2 separate regions of the Homo sapiens genome follow, and region 1 is linked to region 2. Evidence: chromatin loops called from intact Hi-C (ENCODE). Cell type or tissue: endothelial cell of umbilical vein. All regions are shown on one strand. Each heading gives the region's core, and the rest is flanking DNA. Links, peaks and the distances in the headings are about the cores only.

Region 1 (10,461 bases), core at 3,771-7,770, 210 kb before region 2:
TTAAATTAAAGTTTATGAAGTTAAAAAGCTACCATAGGCTGTTTATTATCGGAGAAAGAAAAAACAATTTTAATAAATGTAGTATAGCCTAAGTGTACAGTGTTTACAAAGTTGACAGTAGGGTACAGTAACTTCCTGAGCCATCACTTTCACTGCCAAATCACTCACTGACTCACCCAGAGCAGCCTCCAGTCCTGTGAGCACCATTCATTCAACAATGGTACACCTGTACACCACTGTACACCACTACAGGCCAGGTACGGTGGCTCACGCCTGTAATCCCAGCAATGGGAGGCTGAGGTGGGTGGATCACAAGGTCAGGAGATCGAGACCATCTTGGCTAACATGGTGAAACACCGTCTCTACTAAAAATTTTTTAAAAAAATTAGCCGGGTGTGGTGACATGCGCCTGTAGTCCCAGCTACTCGGGAGTCTGAGACAGGAGAATCACTAAAACCTGAAAGGCAGAGGTTGCAGTGAGCCGAGATTGTGCCACTGCATTCCAGCCTGGGCAACAGAGCAAGACTCCATCACAAACACACACACACACACACACACACACACACACACACACTTACCATTGTGTCACAATTGCCTACAGTATTCAGTACAGTACCAGCCTGTGCAGTTTTGTGACCTGGGAGCAAAGGTTTCTACCACACAGCCTAGGTGTGCGGCAGGCTCCACCATCTGGGTCTGTGCAACTGCACTCCACGGTGTTCATTCGCACAAGGATGAAATTGCCCAGTGATTCATCATTTCTCAAAATGTATCTCATCATTAATCAACACATACTGTACTTCAAAGCTATGTAAATTGTTGCTATACTATATTGATTTTTTAATTTTTTTATTATGTTTTTGTCATATATTGTCAATCCGAGGTTGATTGAATCCAAAAATTTGGAACCCGAGTGTATTAGTCAGGGTTCCCTAGAAGGACAGAACTAATAAGATATAGATAGATACATATAGACACAGACATAGATATGGGAGTTAATTAAATATTAACTTACAGGATCACAAGGTCCCACAATAGGCTGTCTGCAAGCTGAGGATCAAGGAGAGCCAGTTCAAGTCTCAAAATTGGAGAATTTGGAATCCAATGTTTGAGGGCAGGAAGCATCCAGCATGGGAAGAGCCAGGCCAAGTCTCAAAACTGGAGAATTTGGAATCCAATGTTTGAAGGCAGGAAGCATCCAGCATGGGAGAAAGATGTAGACTTGGAGGCTAGGGAAGCATCCAGCATGGGAGAAAGATGTAGGCTTGGAGGCTAGGCCAGTCTCACCTTTTCACGTTTTTCTGCCTGCTTTATATTCACTGGCAGCTGATTAGAGTGTGCTCATCCAGATTAAGGGTGGGTCTGCCTTCCCCGGCCAACTGACTCAAATGTTAATCTCCTTTGGCAACACACTCACAGACACACCCAGGATCAATACTTTGCATCCTTCAGTCCAATCAAGTTGACACTCAGTATTACCACCACACCGAGGATACACATGGCCAACTATATAGTTAGAAATAAACATCACTGAGACAGAAGTCTAAAAGCATTTCCACTTTTCTGTTTTTGCTGACTCTAGTAGGCACCAAGAAGAATCCACTGAGTCCAGGTAATTGACTCATTTCCTCATTGCCATAACTATGACAAAGGCACTCCAGATAGGATTATCAGACTTAGCAAATAAAAACACAGACTATCCAGCTAAATTTGAATTTCAAATAAACAATGAATAACTTTTTAGTACTAGTATGTTCCATGCAATACTCGGGACATACTGACACTAAAAGGAATGTTTGATTTTTATCTGAAATTCAAGTTCAACTGAGCATCCTGTACATGATCTGACAATCCTAACTCAAGCCCTTATGAAGATGATAACAAGAAATATTGAGAACTGCTGAACTATGACATTATATCAGTTTTCTAGGGCTCCCATACAAAGTACCACAAATAGGGATGGTTAAAGGACAGAAATGTATCATCTTACAGTTCTGGAGGCTGGAAGTCTGAGGAAGTCCTATTCCTTCTGAGAGAGCATTTGTTCCATGCCTCTGCCAAGCTTCTGGTGACTGCTAGCAATCATTGGCACTCCTTGGCTTGTGGACCCATCACCCCAATCTCTACCTTCTTATTCATGGGCATTTTCTCTGTGGGCAGGTTTCTGTGTCCAAATTTCTCCTTTTTATAAGGACACCAGTCGTACTGGGTTAGGGCTCACCCAATGACCTCATTTTAACTAATTACATATTTAACGATCCTATCTGCACACAAAATTCCATTTTGAATTACTGGGAGTTAAGACTTCAATGTACGAATTGTGGGGGAAGACAGGATTCAACCCACAACAAATTACTTTATTATTATTATTATTATTATTATTATTATTATTATTATTATTATTGAGATGGAGTTTCCCTCTGTCACCCAGGCTGGAGTGCAATGGCAGGATCTCGGCTCACTGCAACCTCCACCTCCCAGGTTCAAGCAATTCTCCTCCCTCAGCCTCCCAAGTAGCTGGGATTACAGGTGCCCACCACCATACCTGGCTAATTTTTGTATTTTTAGTAGAGACGAGATTTCACCACGTTGGTCAGGCTGGTCTCAAACTCCTGACCTCAAGTGATCTAGCCGCCTCAGCCTCTCAAAGTGCTGGGATTACAGTCGTGACCACCGGGCCTGGCCAATACATCACTTTTAATGGCAAAAACTGCAATTACTTTTGCACCAACGTAAATGGCAATGGGAACTAGATATGGCTTATAACATACTCTTGAGTACAGTAGTCCAGTCCTGGGATTCTGACAACCATCACTGTTTCCCCCTCGCTCAGGCTCACGTAATAACTCTGAATCTGTTTCGATGAAAAATATTTCAAAACGAAGCTGGTTTGACGTCTTTGGTCTTTTGCTGTTTTCCAGAATCGTTCTTGGACACTGCTCTCACTGAGCTTACCGTCAGGACTTGATTTCCATGGAGAAGTTTGATTCCCTCCAATACGCTGGCTGCCAGCCCTCCTCACTAAGAAAGGTGACTCTGGGACGGCAGCCTCCTTCCTTCTGAGCCCTCGTCCTATACCTGTGTCCATTTGAGTGGTCTTGTTCTCTCTGACCCCATCAGCTCGGTTAGGCGCATTGGCAATGTGAGGAGCATGCGAAAGCCCCTCTGTTAAAAAGACTCACTTCCTACTTAAAGTTTGAACTGAAAGTGGACCACAGAATCGGTTAGTTGTAATTACTCTTTAATTAGTTTATGCCCCAAATTATGAGGGCTCCATATAAAGCCAGATAGATCTAATGATTGCTCAATTATCTTACAGATAGTTGCAGAATTCGCTTAATATATAAGAAATCCAGCAAGAAATAAACCTCTTTGACATCAAAGTCTAAAAGCATTTCTACTCACAGAAGAGACTCTAAGTTAAATGCTCTTTCCTCTCCACCATGCAGCCTCCTGCTATTTTCTAAATAGTCTAAAAGATGCAGGACTGGCCAGGCACTGTGGCTTGCACCTGTAATACAAGCATTTTGGGAGGCTGAGGCAAGAGGATCACTTTAGGCCAGGAGTTCAAGACCAGCCTGAACAATATAGCAAGATTCCACCTTTACAATATTTTAATAAGCTGGGAGTGGTAGCACATGCCTGTAGCCCCAGCTACTCGGGAGACTGAGGCAGGAGGATCCTTGACCCCAAGAGTTTGAGGCTGCAGTGAGCTATGATTTGATTATAACCCAATGAAGCTGGTTTCTCTCATCAATAAGACTTTGGACAGTGATTTGCATATGCCTGATGGAGCTATAACATTTGCTTCAAAGTTTGCACCAAGAACTGTAGATGCCGCTCACTAGAATATTCAGACATCTGGCTTTGTATAAAAATGACTGGGGCTGGGCACAGTGGCTCAAGCCTGTAATCCCAGCACTTTGGGAGGTAGAGGTGGGAAGATCGCTTGAGTCCAGGAATTCGAGACCAGCCTAGGTGACATAGTGACATCCCATCTCTACAAAAAAATTAAAAGGCATGGTGGTGTGCACCTATAGTCACAGCTACCTGGGAGGCTGAGGCAGGAGGATCACTTGAGCCCAGGAGGTTGAGGCTGCAGTGAGCCATGATCATGCCACTGTACTCCAGCCTGGGTGACAGAGCGAGAACTTGTCTCAAAATAATAATAACAATAATGCCATCCCAACTACAGAATTGATGGGATTCTGTAGTTCAGAGGCTGTCTATTAAGATACCAGAAATTACTTCATCTATGTGAATGCTCAGTTCACTTTTCAAATAAACACTGATTTCTACAATTTGATGTTTAATCAGATGCTCAGCCTAATCAGTATGCACTTTACCTATTTGAAAGAGTACATTCAACAGTGACCACAAAATGTTACTCTCCACAGTTAACCCTGCCTTTCTCAAGTCTAGATAAGCTTTTGCATTCTAGACTATGGTATGTCTGTTACATGTGTATGGCAGATCCATCTTACAACTCTAGCCCAAAAATCTATTTTTGTACTATCCTTGAGCTTAGGATAGGGTTTCAAGATTCTCATTCTACCTCAGATTGTGCCTTATTTATCTAAAATCCTTGCTGAAGTTTCACTGGGTGAGGGGTATTGTAATTAATATCACTGAAGAAAAAAAACCAGAAATGGTAATTTACTATCACCAATCCAGATGTTAACTTTTGATCTTTTGTCCTAGTGCAAAGATTGCCTTTAAAATCAGAGCCAGAAGAATTTTAGACAGTGCTGCTAAATCAGCCCAATCAATGAGGTAGTGTTCTGAAGTTCACCTTGCAGAATTAAACTTGAAATCATACTTTTTTCTACTCCTGTCAAATCCTAATTTTCTTCTGTCTGAAACAGATATATTTTGAAGAAATTTTTTTTTTTTTTTTTTTTTTTTTTGCTCTAGCTTTGCATAGGCCTTTGGCTGAAAGCAGTCATGCTGTTATTTAACCTGGCCTGCTGGGATTCTTGAGGTTATGAAGGCTTTTAAAAAGGTTATAATCTTAGAAGTTATAGTATAAATTTGCATTCCATTCAAGTAGAAAATGAAAAAACAGACACTGTTAGAAAAAGAGTAAAATGCATTCATCTGATTTTTAAAAAATATAAATTGTGGATAAAGATTTTCTTTTGTGTAGGCATATAAAACAAAGTATGCATTTCTGGTTTGAAACTTTGGTGTTCTTTATTCAAGATCACTTCATCTTCACTCAAAGAGGCGATATCTTGTTAATGTATCTCCATTTCTAGCACACTGACATCAGTAACATGTCATATCAAGGGCATAATGTCATATTATATTGTAATAAGTCCTTCCTTCTCAATCTTTTGTCTCTGTGTGTAAGACAGGGCCTCTCTCTGTCGCCCAGGCTGGAGTGCAGTGGTGCGATCAAGGCTCACTGCAACCTCAACCTCCTGGGCTCAAGCAATCCTCCCACCTCAGCCTCCAGAGTAGCTGGGACCACAGCCATGCACCATCATGCTCAGCTAATTTTTGTATTTTTTGCAGACATGGGGTGTCACTATATTGCCCAGGCTGGTCTCAAACTCCAGGGCTCAAATGGTCTGCCCTCCTTAGCCTCCCAAAGTGCTGGGATTACAGGTGTGCACCACCATGCCCACCCTGGGATGGCATTATTTTTATTTCTAGTCCTTAGTTGTATCTGAATGTAATTAAATATCATAGGTATAACACAAATGGCAAATGTCTGTGGATAGACAAGCTGTGAGAAGCATATTAGAGGTGATTGTTTTAATTTTAACGTATTTCCAATCTCCAAACAGAATAATGGTACCTGATGAGTATTCTTTAGAATAAGAAAAATAAATATCTCCAAGGAGGAAAGAATTGGTAGCTGAGGAAATAATGGTTATGTTTTAAATTCGGTTAATACAGGGTTGGGGAAACTCTACTATGTCAATCCATGTTGAACCACCAGGTGGCACACTACTGCCTTCTTTCCACCATTCAACCACAGAAAAAGAAAATGCCGTTGGGAGATGTTGGGTTTAGTTTATTGGTTGCTTTTTACACAGAAAATTCACCAAAACCAACTTAGCCACATGAAGATATGAAGCTACAAGTGGTTCTTTCTCAGCTTTAATATTTTTATTACTATCAGTAGAATTTATATTGCTTTGCTTTTTCTTTAAGCTTTGAGCCATCAAGACGTAAACACACCAACAGAAATGCTAATAAAAACAAGCTCATTGATTACTCTTTACATGAAAGCAGAAACAACTGGGGAAATAATTTTACTTTTCAGAATACTTAAGGATTACCGGCATTTAATACTCTACACGAGCATTTCATATTTGCAAAGTGTATTGTTATATATTTATAAGTAATTACTCACAATAATGAATGTGGTGGCATTTTTTAAAACCCATATGCAATCTAGGTCAAATTCTGAACATTGCACAGATTTCTCTAGCTTTTTGCAACATTTATTCAATGACTTCATTGGCAAACTAACCAGAATCAACCCAATTTTTAAAATACTTTTAACGGAATTCTATGTTTATACTGATTTAGATTCAGCAATTGTCATAATGCCTTACAAATAGTCTTTCCGCCTAAAAGTAAATACGTCTTTAACTCCAGTTTACTGAAAAAAGTACCCTTTTTGCTTACTGAAGTATATCAAACACATTTTGGATTTACCTCAGTTGACTAAGTCCTGGCAATCGGTAAATTAACTAGCACTTTAAACAGAACTTTTAATGTCCATTGATGAAATGGGCTGCACAAATGAGAAATTAGCTTCTTTCAGTTCTAAAATCACAAGGCAGAATGAGGTGAATTCTAGTCCCAGTTTTGCCACCAGCTAGCTGTGTTGCCTCAGGCACATTATTTAAACTCTTTATACCTTCTTTCTCTCAAGTGAAAAATTAAATAAAGTGGAATCTTTCTAAGGTTCTATTTTACTTTTAAAACTGTATGATTTTATTTTTATATTTGAATCTTATATTGTGAAGCATAGTAAAGTATTTCAAAGTAATTCATCAAAGTAGGAAAAGCTAGGAAAAATTCCTAAAGCAATGACCCCCTCGAGTGATGGCAGCAGTGTGCAGACAGCTTGGAGTCTTCTGCATCTCCTCTGATGAGTAAAACCAAGAGCTCTCACCACACAAAGGAAGAGCTCTACACACACCTTTTGCTTTACAATTTCTTCACTTACTCTGGCTAATTGATATCTAGCCACCTCAGAATGAATTCATTAAGCTCTTTCTCTAGCTGTCTTGCACAGAATTTTCAGTAGTATAGATCTGTTTAACAGATTCCAACTGCTGGAACCCACAATGCAAGCTTCCAGAATGATTGATAGCCATAACTTGAGAAATGTATGTTGTGTTCGGTGAAACTCCGTCTCTACTAAAAATACAAAAAATTAGTCGGATGTGGTGGCGGGCGCCTATAGTCCCAGCTACTCGGGAGGCTGAGGCAGGAGAATGGCATGAACCTGGGAGGCGGAGCTTGCAGTGAGCGGAGATCCTGCCACTGCACTCCAGCCCAGGCAACAACGAGACTCTGTCTCAAAAAAAAAGAGAAATGTATGTTGTGTTCATGTAAGATGGTCCTATAGGCACTACATCCCTTTTCTCATAATGCGAATGAAAACGAGTTATTTTCTTATGTTCGAGTTGCATTATATCTCATATATTGAGTTTACAAAAGCAAAAATTCCTGAATCCCTCAAAATTGAGAATGACTATACTTACACTAGCCAGATACAAAATCTCTACTAAGTAAACAGACCCACATGTTTTATTTGCAGACTTATGTTTTTATATCTTCTGTTGGGGAATATGTTTCTTCTTTAAACAAACAAGGGCTTCTTTCCCCATTGATTGTGTACTTCTGATGATGTTTTAAAAAAGACTTTCACAAGGGAGGGATGGGTCCTTAATCAAGACTTTAAAATGAGGGCAATAAATATATTTTATTGGTTATAATACCTTTTTCTTTATTAGAAGGATAACAGACTGCTGGTTAACTGGTCATGAAATATTAATTAAAAAGAAAAAATATATGATAGAAGTATCTCAGTGAGTGCTAACTCATGCTTTTTTTTTTATTATTATACTTTAAGTTTTAGGGTACATGTGCACATTGTGCAGGTTAGTTACATATGTATACATGTGCCATGCTGGTGCGCTGCACCCACTAACTCGTCATCTAGCATTAGGTATATCTCCCAATGCTATCCCTCCCCCCTCCCCCCACCCCACCACAGTCCCCAGAGTGTGATATTCCCCTTCCTGTGTCCATGTGATCTCATTGTTCAATTCCCACCTATGAGTGAGAATATGCGGTGTTTGGTTTTTTGTTCTTGCGATAGTTTACTGAGAATGATGATTTCCAATTTCATCCATGTCCCTACAAAGGACATGAACTCATCATTTTTTATGGCTGCATAGTATTCCATGGTGTATATGTGCCACATTTTCTTAATCCAGTCTATCGTTGTTGGACATTTGGGTTGGTTCCAAGTCTTTGCTATTGTGAATAATGCCGCAATAAACATACGTGTGCATGTGTCTTTATAGCAGCATGATTTATAGTCATTTGGGTATATACCCAGTAATGGGATGGCTGGGTCAAATGGTATTTCTAGTTCTAGATCCCTGAGGAATCGCCACACTGACTTCCACAATGGTTGAACTAGTTTACAGTCCCACCAACAGTGTAAAAGTGTTCCTATTTCTCCACATCCTCTCCAGCACCTGTTGTTTCCTGACTTTTTAATGATTGCCATTCTAACTGGTGTGAGATGATATCTCATAGTGGTTTTGATTTGCATTTCTCTGATGGCCAGTTTACTGGGATTTTTTTTCTGCATAAAGTTAAAGGTATGTGGACCCAGTCATGTCACCCACAGGGAAACACCAGCTGGTCTCGTAGCTCGCATACTAGAGGCTCATCTGGTGACAGCAAGCCATGGAGTCTTCTCTGCACCAACATTTGGGGCTCACATTGCATTTGGACATAAGCAGTCAGAAAGCATGCCCAGGACAAAGTGTTCCTGACAGATCTGCCTCTGCCTCCAGGACCAGATAGACCTACCCAAAGCAGTGTGCGTGAACACAGCAACTCTGCATGGAACATTCTGTTTTCACCAAGCAACGCAAGACAACAAGAACTCTTTCTGCCCCAGGCACCCATCTTGGCTAACTAGAGCCTTCCATAACTTCCAATGAAATACCCACATTTCTCCCAGATTCTGTTTTTACCCATGCACTTCAACTGCTCCCCTCAACTGGCTAGAAGACGATTTACATCTTAAATTTAAGAGAAAAGGCAGATGTTTTAGGATGGCAGGGGAAAATAATCCTCAAATACTGCCTGTAATATTAAAAATGGAGTTAAGCGAAGTTTCCATGGGCAACTCTGATATACTGATCTCATTTCGCTGGAAGGGACCCTGACAGATAGAGACAGGAAAGTAACCTCACACTCAACTGTGGGGAACAGCAGAGGTGTATGTTCTGTGGCCACCCTCCGAGGAGAAAGGACTGACTTCAGTCCTCTGCAGCAATCGGCATGGCAACCAGAAATCCCCAACGACCCACTTGCAAACTTTAACATGTAGTGAATCACCTAAGGCAGCTTCTGATTCCACAGGTCTGGAGCGGAGTGGATGATTCTCAGCCCACACTGGGAACAAGGAGGCCCTCTCCTTCTCTCCCTGAAGCTCTGACTCAGGCTGGCCTTTGTCCAGTAAAGTGAAAGAGAAGCAGAAACTTCACTGAAGCCTACAGGATTTTTTTTTTAATGCAAACATTAAGGGCACAGTGGCTCACGCTTTTAATCCCAGCATTTTGGGAAACCAAGACGGGAGGATTACCTGAGGCCAGGAGTTCGAGACCAGCCTGAATAACATAGCAAGACCTAATCTCTACAAAAAAGAAAGAGAGAGAGAGCGGATCACCTGAGCCCAGGGGGTCCAGGCTGCAGGGAGCTATGATCACACCACTGCACTCCAGCCTAGGCAACAAAGCAAGACCCTGTCTGTAATAAAATAAAATAATAAAAAATAAATGTAAACAAATGATTTACTGTGGATACATGATTCTTGGTGACTTCTAAAATTTCAGTCAGTACAATATCATCTACACAATAAGTAAAAATAAAAAATCTTCAACAAAAATTTAAACAACTTTTGAAATAATTGATAATCCCAAGGTACTATTTCCCTTTCAGGAATTTTCTTTACTTCCAAACATGAGCAGGATTGGGTGTTTTATTTTCCCCCTGATTAACAATTTATTTTCTTTTAAAAATTATCGTAACAGTAAAATTCTCTTTGTTCTCTTTGGGTACACAGGTCTATGAATTTTAATACACAGATAGATTTGTGTAACCACCACCAAAATTGGGATATAAAACAGTTCCATTACCTGTCCCCCCAAAATTGGTGGAATTTGGGTTCCCAAATTTTTACAGCTTTCT
Region 2 (10,461 bases), core at 3,365-7,364:
TGCTTCCATTGCTGCTTCTGAAATGACAGTTGTCAGTCTGATCAGTATTTGTAGCTAATCTGCCTTCTTTCTCAGGTCATATTTAAGATCTTTATCTTTGGTGTTCTACAGTCAAATGTGGCCATGCTACAGTATGTTTAGCTGTATATTTCTTTTCATTGTCCTGTTGGGATTGATTGAGATTCCTGAATCTGAGAATTGGTACTTTTCATAAATTCTGAAAAATTCCCAGCTACTGTCTCTTTGAATATTGTATCTCCCTCATTCTCTCTATTCTCTCCTTTAGGAAATAAAATTAAGACTTCTGTTTTATGATCTCACTGTCCTCTCCATATCTCTTAATCCCTGTTTTATATTTCCCATCTCTCTGTCTCTAGGTGTTGAATTCTGGATAATTTCTTTAAATCTATTTCATTAATACTGTCTTCACTCTATCTCTAACCTATTTTACCCATCTGTTGTTAATTATAGTTATTATTTTTTTTATTTTCAAAAGAGTTGTTTGGTTCTTTCTTAAACTTTCCTGGGTTGTCTGGGATGGTTCCATTATTCCTTCTTTTTCTTTTCTTTAAACATATTAAAAGTACTTATTTTACATTCTGTACGTGGTAATTTCAGTATTTTTTGTGGATCCAGATTTATAGTTTGTTGCTTGTTTTTGCTGAAACAAGTTTATGGTGACGAGTTTCCTAATGTGATCAGTCATTTTTTATTTTAAGTTTGCATTCCTCTGAACTTTCTTTTGGGAGATTTTTTTTTTTAATTTCAAATATAGTCCTACAGAGAAGATTTTTTTTCCCTGCAGCACCAATTTGTTTATTGTGACACTACAAACCACAGACCACTTCAAAATCAGTTTTCATCTTGGATTCCCTGTCTCTCCCTTTTCTACTCCTTAAGCTTTTGCACCCACACACACATGTGTGTATGTATACGCACTCACAAAATGTGGATTTCAGCCCTAAACACCTGTGACTGTTGGCTTCGTTGAGGCATTCCCAGAGGAGACGTTTTTCTTCCTTTATATCTCTTCTTGAATAATGAAGAAGGGTAAATTTAGGTGTTTTCCTAGTTCACTCCTGAGGACAGTGTCCTCTGAGGCTTTACAAGTCCTCCTGCTCATCCAGCTCAGTCCCTGTTATGGACTGAATTTTGTCTCCCCTGAATTCATCAAGTAAAGCTGTAACCACATTGTGACGGTATTTGGAGACAGGGCCTTTAAAGAGGTAATTAAGGTTAAATGAGGTCATAGGGCGGAGAAGAGAGACCCCAGAGCTCTTCCTGCACATAGAGGAAAAGTCCTGAGATCACAGCAGGAAGGCAGCCATCTGCAAGCCAGGAAGAGGCGCCTCATAGGAACCACATTTTTCAGGACCTTGGCCTTAGACTTCTTGCCAGCACATCTTTAAGAAAATTAATTTTTATTTAAGCCACCAAGCTTGTGGTATTTTGTTATGGCAGGTGGAGAAGACTGAGAAAGTCCCTCACTTTGATTCCTGTCCCTCACGCAGGTATGGCTCCTAACAACTGGGGCCTTCCTAGGCTGCAGGGATGGGGATGCCTTTAGGGCAGTTATCCAGAGCTGAATTACCCTATAGAATGTCCCAGTCTCCTGAGCTGCCTTCAGTTGTTTTCACTAATTTGCCATAAATTCAGTCAAGAATAATAAATAAAGTTTAAATTTTTTTCTAGCATTTCTGGTGTTCAGTGGCCAGACAGATTTCTCTGTACAGAAATGGCATGTTATACAAGTACATGGTGATTTTATCATATTCTCCAAAAAAGAACACGCCCATATTCTAGTGTAAACGATACCTTTTTACTTTTTCAATATTACACTAAATCTTTTATATTAGATTATTTCCTGTTATCCATGAACTAATATGATTGTCTCTATTGCTTCTATTGGATTGATCTTTTACTGTTTATGAGCTAATGAAGGCAAATAAGAGTTCAGTAGTGTTCTAAACCTGCGTAACTCTTACCTGAATACCTGATTTTGGAATTTTTAATCTTTAGGACATTATTGTGCTTTGTGAAAATGTCTCAGGCTACTATTATGGGCATGAAAATAGAGGGGGCTTGATCTGTGCTATTAAACCCAAAGTGCCATGAAAATCTGGAGGAGTCACAGATGCCTCCAAGATACATAGTGAATTCTCTTCTTTGCTTTTATAATACATAAACTTTGTATCTGAACATTTCCATGTACTGTTTGAACAGTTTCCTACTGTGCATGGGTTTTCTGGTTGCCATTGCAAATGAAAAGGTAGCGGGTTTTATTGCTTTGGAATTTAGCATAATGTCTGCCTTTCCTGAAATTGTACCCGGGAGGCTTTTTATTTTTATTTATTTATTTATTTATTTTTTGCCATTTGGGGCTGTAAGTCTCTCAGGATGAAAAATACCAGAAAAATATTTTAAACATTAATTCAGTCAAAATATTTGAAGCTCCCATTACAGACGATATATTTTCTAGTAGTTTGTTCTTAGACTTTCAGAAAGGTTTTGTAATTATTTCATAATTTTCAACCCCAATAAAATGTTAATATTTTATTGACTTGGTGCAAATCAAGGTCATAGAATGAATGGAGAATGGAAATCAGTCATAGCGTATCACCTACTGCCTGCTCTTCCTCATTCTGCTCTTTCTTTTTTCTTTTTTTTTTTTTGAGACGGAGTTTCGCTCTTGTTGCCCAGGCTGGAGTGCAATGGCGCAACCTTGGCTCACTGCAACCTGCGCCTCCTGGATTCAAGCGATTCTCCTGCCTCAGCCTCCCAGGTAGCTGGGATTACAAGTGCCTGCCTCCACACCCAGCTAATTTTTGTATTTTTAGGAGAGATGAGGTTTTACCATGTTAAAGTTATTATACATTTTTATTTTCAGAAGAGTCGTTTGGTTCTTTCTTAAACGCCAGGCTGGTCTCAAACACCTGACCTCAGGTGATCCACCCACCTCGGCCTCCCAAAGTGCTGGGATTATAGGCATAAACCACCGTGCCCAGCCCTCTGTTCATTTTTGAATCTTAACTGCTACAAATAATGCTTTCTTGTGACTGGTCTGGCAATGATAGCAAAACAGCATTTCCTCTGGTATTTTCCTATTTATGTTCCATAAGCAAGAGAAAACAAACTTGGATTTTCAGATGTGATACACTTCAAAGAGCAGTAAGTTAGTAAGTACGCTAACATTTGATCCTCACAAAAACTCAAGCTTCAAATTATCTCTGAAGAAATAGTCCAAATTAATTTAAGGTAAGTAAATACAGTACTCATATTTGTATAACATAACTTAGAGCCTACTTTTTAAGTGCCTTATATGTAGTTTAATCTTATTTCATCATTATAACCAAGAAATACCCATTATATTCTTTTAGAGGAAGAGCAAAACAGCACAGAAATACAAGGAATATAGTGTTTTGCCCACCCAATGTTGAGCTAGCAACAACACATCAGATAGACTAAATAATACTTTCATGGTTTTTAAAAAAATCCATAAGTGATACCATGAAAATCCATAGTACAGATGGATCCAAAAATTTTTCTTTATCATTACATCGCTTTCTAAAATGATAGTCTGATGTACTACAAACATTAATAAGTCAATATGTGAAATTCTGCTCTAAAATATTCTGAATCATTAAAGGTATTTACTATTATTTCATCATTCGCTGTGTGGTCAGGCTTTGCCATAGGTTAAAATATAACATGAGATGATAGATATGTTAATTAGCCTGATTGGATCATTCCACAATGTATGCATATATCAACCCATCACATTGTACCTAATAAATATATACAATTATTTATCAATTTAAAAAAGGAGCCAAGCACAGTGGCTCACACCTGTAATCCCAGCACTTTGGGAGGCTGGGGCAGGAGGATCACTTGAGGCCAGGAATTCAAGACCAGCCTGGGCAACATGGTGAGACTTTGTCTCTAAAAAAAAAATAGGAAAAAAGAAAAAGAATATAACATGAATGTAGGTAAGATTAAGATAGAAAGTGCCACCCTGGGAAGAGGCCAGTAAAGTGCCACCCTGGGAAGAGGCCAGTGCATGATTCAAGGACATTTAGAACAGACAACACCAAGCTCAAGTGGTGCAGCATTTACTGATAGCAAGAGAGGAGAGAGTGTGTACACAAGATCCAGCCGTTTGCGTCAGTGCCCTGTGGCCAGCAGGTCCACTCTGCAGACCATGTGGTCAGTACTGTATTTTTTTAAAACTTGAAATGAATGAGGATATGTGCATTCCATCATTCCTTGGAGCAATTGTTTTCCCCTTTTAACTTTAAAAAAGAAAAGTTTGGTTGAGACCTGGCAGGCATTGAAAGTTAGCCTCCATTGCAAGTATTATCACCATTTATGAGTGTGAGGTTTTACCATAATAGAAGTCAGTGTACGAGGTTATCTGTGTTGTGCTTAAAATTTTCTCTACATAGACCTGATTTTTGACTTTTGTGAAATTGTTTATATTGCTAACATTTATCATTCAGAGAAAATATTCTGTAAATGTTGATTTAATGTAATAGTTTCCCTTAAAATAGAATTTATAGAGAATTTGAAAAGAAAACCACAAGTTAATTCACTTTTTAAAAAACTTCATGTCATCTGAATACTTAAGCTGCTTTGTTTGGAAAGTGTCTTTTTAAAGAAAATAGTTAATAAAATTACAGTAAGATAATTGTCACAAAATAAAAATCTTAGGTGGCCAGTTGTGTATTACAGAGATTTGGTTTTAACAATTATACAAGTTATTTAAGTGGGAAACATTAATATTAAATTTTATTAAGAAAAATTTTGACACCAAAAAATCTGTCCTTCACTTAGAATATAAAATGTATAGCTGAACACCAGCAGGTGTCACTGTGATAACATGTTTTCCCCCCCTGAACAGTTTTATGTGGATGGGTGCATACCATCTATGGACAAAGATATTTAGGAGATAATAAATGTAAGTTATATAGCTGAATAAAAATACCAAAATGTAGGAAAAGCCTATGAGTTCCATGATGGTTAGGAATGCTGTATTTTTTTTTTTTTAGGATTGCTGTATTTTTAGGAGAATTGTATTTTTTTCTCGCTTTCTTCATGTCATAAACATACAGTCTTCCATTATGTAAGTGATGTGCTGTTTTATTAGCAATAAAAGTAGAGTAAAAATCCCTTTATATTTGGGCTATGTTGAAGTATAGAATGGTACAAAAATCATTAAGTTACACCTTGTATAACCAAAGCCAAATTAAGAAACAGAACATTCCTAATAATGTTTTTATATGGGTTTTGAAAAACTTGGCCAGGCGCTGTGGCTCACGCGTGTAGTCCCAGCGGTTTGGGAGGCCGAGGCAGGTGGATCACTTGAGGTCAGGAGTTCCAACCTGGCCAATGTGGCGAAACCCTGTCTCTACTAAAAATACCAAAAAAGAGTTAGTTGGGCATGGTGGCGCGCACCTGTAGTCCCAACTACTCAAGAGGCTGAGGCAGGAGAATCGCTTGAACCCAGGAGGTGGGAGGTTGCAGTGAACCGAGATCGTGCCATTACACTCCAGGCTGGGTGACAGAGCGAGACTCCACCTCCAAAAAAAAAAAAAAAAAAGGAAGAAAAGAAAAGAAAAAAACTCTTGGTTCATTCCTCCAAATTAAGGCAGTTATAATTTTTAAGTTAATGTTTAAAGGCACAAAAATATAGCAATTGGTCGAAAATAGAAATTTAAGAGCTAGTTGTCAGTATTTTTTTCCCCACCTAGCATGGAAGCCAGAGTAGGATTTAATAAACATATGAGCATTGTTCTGTGTCAGGATTATATTCCAAAAGGCAGATAGTCAGAAATAGCACTCTATCTTAAAGGAATTTATAATTGAGTTGTGCACATGTAACAATAAAGTAGAAAACCAAGACCGTAACGTTACATAATACCACATCAAAGACTATGATATGCTAAGCAGGCAGCGTATGACTAAAATAAGTGAGTCCCAAGTAGGAACTGTCTTTGTGAGTTGTGGTCAGGGAATCATTTGTAGTAAAGATAAAACTTGAATGCAATAGGATTTGCGTTATGAAAAGGATGGCAGAATCTTTCCAGCTCAGTCTAGTTCAGTAAGCACCTGTGTTCCAGGAACTAGGGCTAAGAAGCTGACTAAAGCTTGGTTTCTGCCCTTGTTTATCAAAAACACAGGTGGACATACTTTTGGGAAATTTAGACAATAATCCATAGACTTCTTTGATGTTGAAGCAGTAGTGGATCAGTCTGGAAATTGGAAAGTGCACTGGAAATTGGAAATGAGAGAAGACTTGCATTTTGGTCATGCTTCCATCACTAAATTTGTACAGAGACTTTAAACACATCACATAGATGGTTTTCACATCATTTCCAACTTTAATAATTTGTGCTTATCCTGTAGGTAATGGGACTCTTACTGTAAGTGGCACGATGAAAGTGTTACAGGAAGGTTACTCTGTGGACTCAGATGTATGACTGATAGGTTGAGGAAATTATTAGCCTGCATTAGGATTTTTTTTTTAGAAAGTAGCTGAAAATAGCAATTTCTAGTCTAGACAGGGCAGGGATAGAGATGAAGATCTTGGCTTGGAAGTTAAGATTATGGGAATTTTTAACATCCATATATAGATATGTCTATGGACTGTTTGTGTTACTTATGACAATTACTGGCATGGCTTCAGATTTAGATAATCTCTATTTCTCTTTTATGTAAAATTGTAATTCTTAGCCCAAAGTGACTGAATTTTTGCTTTTGAGAACACCATTACTATAAGTAGGAAATCAAGAAAGTTATTAAATGGCCTTTGTCTTTTAGGTAAGTATTTTGCTTTTTATAATCAGTGCGAAAATACATCAGGTTTTATTAAGCAGCTACCTCTATTTAAGGATTTCCCATTTCCTTTCCCAGAAGACTGAATTATTCAAGGAAAAGAATGTTTTATGCTGTTTTATATCCCATGCATAGGACATGTGCTGACCACATATTAAAAAGGGGAGTTCGTGGGGGCTATGAGGATGCAAAGGCATAAGAATGATATCATGGATTTTGGGGGCTCGGGAGGAAGGATGTAAAGGGGTGAGAGATAGAAGACTACACATTGGGTGCAGTGTACACTGCTCAGGTGATGGGTGCACCAAAATCTCAGAAACCACCACTAAAGAACTTCTCCAGTTCCCCAACAACTATTGAAATAAAGAGAAAAGAAAAGGGAAGTTCTTGCTGTATTACAAGGCTGACCATGAGTTAGTTTGGTTAAGGAAGATTTGAGTTATCCTTGCTATTTACATTGCATTTGTGTTTTACAATAATTGAATATGAAGAAATAAAGACTAGATGAATGTGTTTCATTGTTTTTAATCAAAACTGTCAGGCTTGTCAATAGTCTGTCATCACCTGGTTTATAATAATTGCTATTTCTCTCTGGAAAGGCTTAAGCTTTTAAAGTAAGCTATATACTGCAAAGTAGAAACTTGAAATTTTACCTTTTTGGAAAAAAGTTACCCCCGTTAACAGTATTTTCCCCCAAAACCTCATTTAGATCATTTGTTTGGGACTTGGAATGCATCTCCCAATAGAAACAATGATGTACATGGTGATTAGGCTTTTAGCTGGCCCACAAACACGGTATCATGCCTCAAAATACCATAGTACCAGTAGTGATACGTAATGCTCTAAGCTAATAATGAGCCACTATATTTGATGATTTTTTTTTTTAAAGAACGGTATTCAGAGCCTTGACTTGTGGGACCTGGGATGTACCCCATTTGGCTGCAGCTCTGAAAGTCATATTGCCAGGTGGGAAAGCAAAGCAGAATCTCTTAGCTCCCGGTCCCTGAAGGAGGTATCTGCTGTTTAGGACCATTCCCTCTGCGGCTGCAGCCCCAACCTCCCACTGGCCTGCTTCCCTTTCTGTTTACTTGCTGCCTTGCCTCAAAACAGTTTGTTCTTCAACTCACTTTCAGAAAAAGCCTCACAGTTTCCCTTTTATCTGGTGTTGAAGAGATTCTGAGGTTTTTACTAAGGTTTTTGACAATAAGGAGAAGCAGATGAGAAGCACCCCTTTCCATCACCACTAGACACACACACAGCTTTAAGAGTGCTTAGGTGACACTGATGGTTCCCTAAACGCATCACTGGATAAAAGCATCTCCTTGTGCAGATTAAACGAGCTCCTGTAACATTTTGTTCTTGGTTTCCTTAGCGCGGGACGTTCTGTGGGGTAAATCGGCTCTGAGGTTGCTGCCTACGGGATTACACTAGGGCTGAACAAATGACTAGTGAAAGTGCAGAGCAGTCCCCAAGGGTTTATTTTCATCCCTTCCTTCTTGCCCCGACTGGCCCCTGGCTATCACAGACCTAGGTATCTTATGAAGTGAATTCGGCTCCCACTTGGAGATCCCAGGTCCCAGTGGTATCTGCAATCATGAGAGCATAACAAAATCCCTCTTCTCTTCTGTATCTGGGGTGTGTGTGTGTATGTGTGTGTGTCTTATATGGATGTTGGGTTTACTGTGTTAAAATCTTATGTAGGCCACAGAATAAGACTAATTAAGGCCACAGAATAAGACTATACTTAAGTCCTGAAATGAATAGACCTTACTAATGTTAATCACCTGAGAAAGTGGTGCGTTCTTAAAGAGGACTAGGTGGGTGTGAGAACCTACCTCTCTCACCCTCTCTCTCCCCCTACCCCTTTTCTTTCTTCTCTCTCTCCCTCCACAGTGGGCAGGGGTTACAGATAACCTCTGCCTCACAGAAGTGGACTACAGGTCACGCAGTCATCTTTGTAGGAGCACCTGAACCAGAGATGAGTGAGTTATGTTTTGTAAACCAGATTCTCTATATTGTATTGTGTGGCCATTTCCATGTTGTAACCCCCAAATTCTCCATGAAACTTCGTTTAAATGTTCCAACATGATCTCAGCTATGTAGAGGAAGTTAAGCAAGGCACTGTCCCTCAACACCAAAAGTATTGGATAGTGGTGGTGGCAGGGAGAAATCTCAAAGAAGGTAGATGTTGTCCCGTGAGGTCTAGTTACTACTCTCCATGTGGACGTTTCCCCCTCCATTGCCCACCTAGGAGCATCTAGACTAAATTTTCATGAAGAAAAAAGCAAGTTCCCTCTGCAAGTTCCTAACACTTACAGTGTTAGGGATAGCAAAATTGCAGGCTATAGCAACTGAAAAGTAACCTGGAACACTCATTGCTGAGGCTGACTGACTGGCTGAACCAAGTGTAGACAACGATGTGTAACCTATCCTGCTTCTTGCAAAACAAAACATGGATTAAATGTGTGCAGAACAGAAATGCATGTTTTGAACATTAATTATCAAACTAATTTTATTTTTTTCAGAAGATGAAGAAAATTTAGATTATGCAAAATCATTAATTCAGCATATTATAAATGCGTTATAAACTGCCACCTAACCCCAAGAAGCCTTCCCTATGCTCCCCATTTTCCCTTTAGCTACTGCTCCATTTATCTGCTCACGTTTATAGCAAAATGCCTGGAAGGAGCTGCCAGTATTTGCTGCTGTGTCCACTTACCGCATTCTGTATTCTCCCTTGAACCCTTTCCAGCTTGGCTTTCAGTACCACTCCTCCCCTGAAACCACCAGCCACCTCCATTGGGCCAAATCCAATGGTCCTGAGTTTTCACCTTATTTTTCAACGGCAGTAGGTACAATCGATTACTCTCTCCTTCTAGAAACACTTTCTTCACTTGGCTTTTTGATGACCAGCTATTCCTGGTTTGCTTTCTGCCTCTCTGGGTGTTCCTCCTCTTTCCAACCTCTAATTATTGATATGCCTCAAGGCCAGACCTCCAGCTATCTCTTCCCTGCAGATACTTCCCTGCAGCCAGTCTTAGGATGATTAACTATCAACTCCCCAATTTGTATCTCCAGCCCTGTTTTTTTCCTCACATATTTGACCACCTGATTAACATCTGCACTGAGATGCCTAATAGGCATCTCAAACCTCAATATCTGTGCCTCAGTTTCCCCACCTGTAAAATACGGGTGGTAAAAAGACCAATACTTAACCTCGTAAGTTTGTTTTGAGGATTAAATGAGTTAATATATGTAAAATAGAACCTCACATGTGCTATATTTAATGTTTCCTTTATAACAATGATTATCATTATCATCAATTCTAGATGTCCATTTGGGAATTTGCTCTGTGTAATCCATCCATTAAAAGGTCAACAGGTCATGATCATAAGAAATTTAAGCTTCTTAGAATGAAGTCCATAACAGTTCCCCTTGGACCACTTAGTTGGATTAGACTTTTTTCTGTGGTCTTAAAATACATATTAAACCAAAGAAATACTAGTTTAGTAAATCCTTAGATGGCACACCCATACAGCTGGTACCACAAATGATGTCACATTTCAGGAAGATCAGCTAATATATTCCATGGAATCAAAGGTATTTTTCAGGATGAAATGTGTTTTACTT

What was found. Peaks named below come from ENCODE experiments on the same cell type or tissue, not always from the same donor. Only the 100,000 strongest peaks of a DNase experiment are listed, where the experiment ranks them.
Region 1: it touches region 2 in a loop (6-fold over the local background); 3 of 110 quality-filtered maps call a loop at or near these places.

What each region holds. Positions count from the first base shown.
Region 1 is chr6:8,215,037-8,225,497 of GRCh38, reverse strand. All of the region lies in intron 2 of LOC105374910 (a long non-coding RNA gene), which reads right to left. Among named protein-coding and RNA genes, the nearest start is that of EEF1E1-BLOC1S5, 120 kb to the right of the region's middle. In endothelial cell of umbilical vein, for the core only: a CTCF peak has its summit at 5,941 (motif pointing right); a DNase peak (open chromatin) is centred at 5,957; H3K27me3 peaks cover 174 bases.
Region 2 is chr6:8,000,835-8,011,295 of GRCh38, reverse strand. All of the region lies in intron 4 of BLOC1S5-TXNDC5 (BLOC1S5-TXNDC5 readthrough (NMD candidate)), which reads left to right. Among named protein-coding and RNA genes, the nearest start is that of BLOC1S5, 58 kb to the left of the region's middle. In endothelial cell of umbilical vein, for the core only: a CTCF peak has its summit at 4,879 (motif pointing right); DNase peaks (open chromatin) are centred at 4,875 and 6,465; H3K27ac peaks cover 1,643 bases.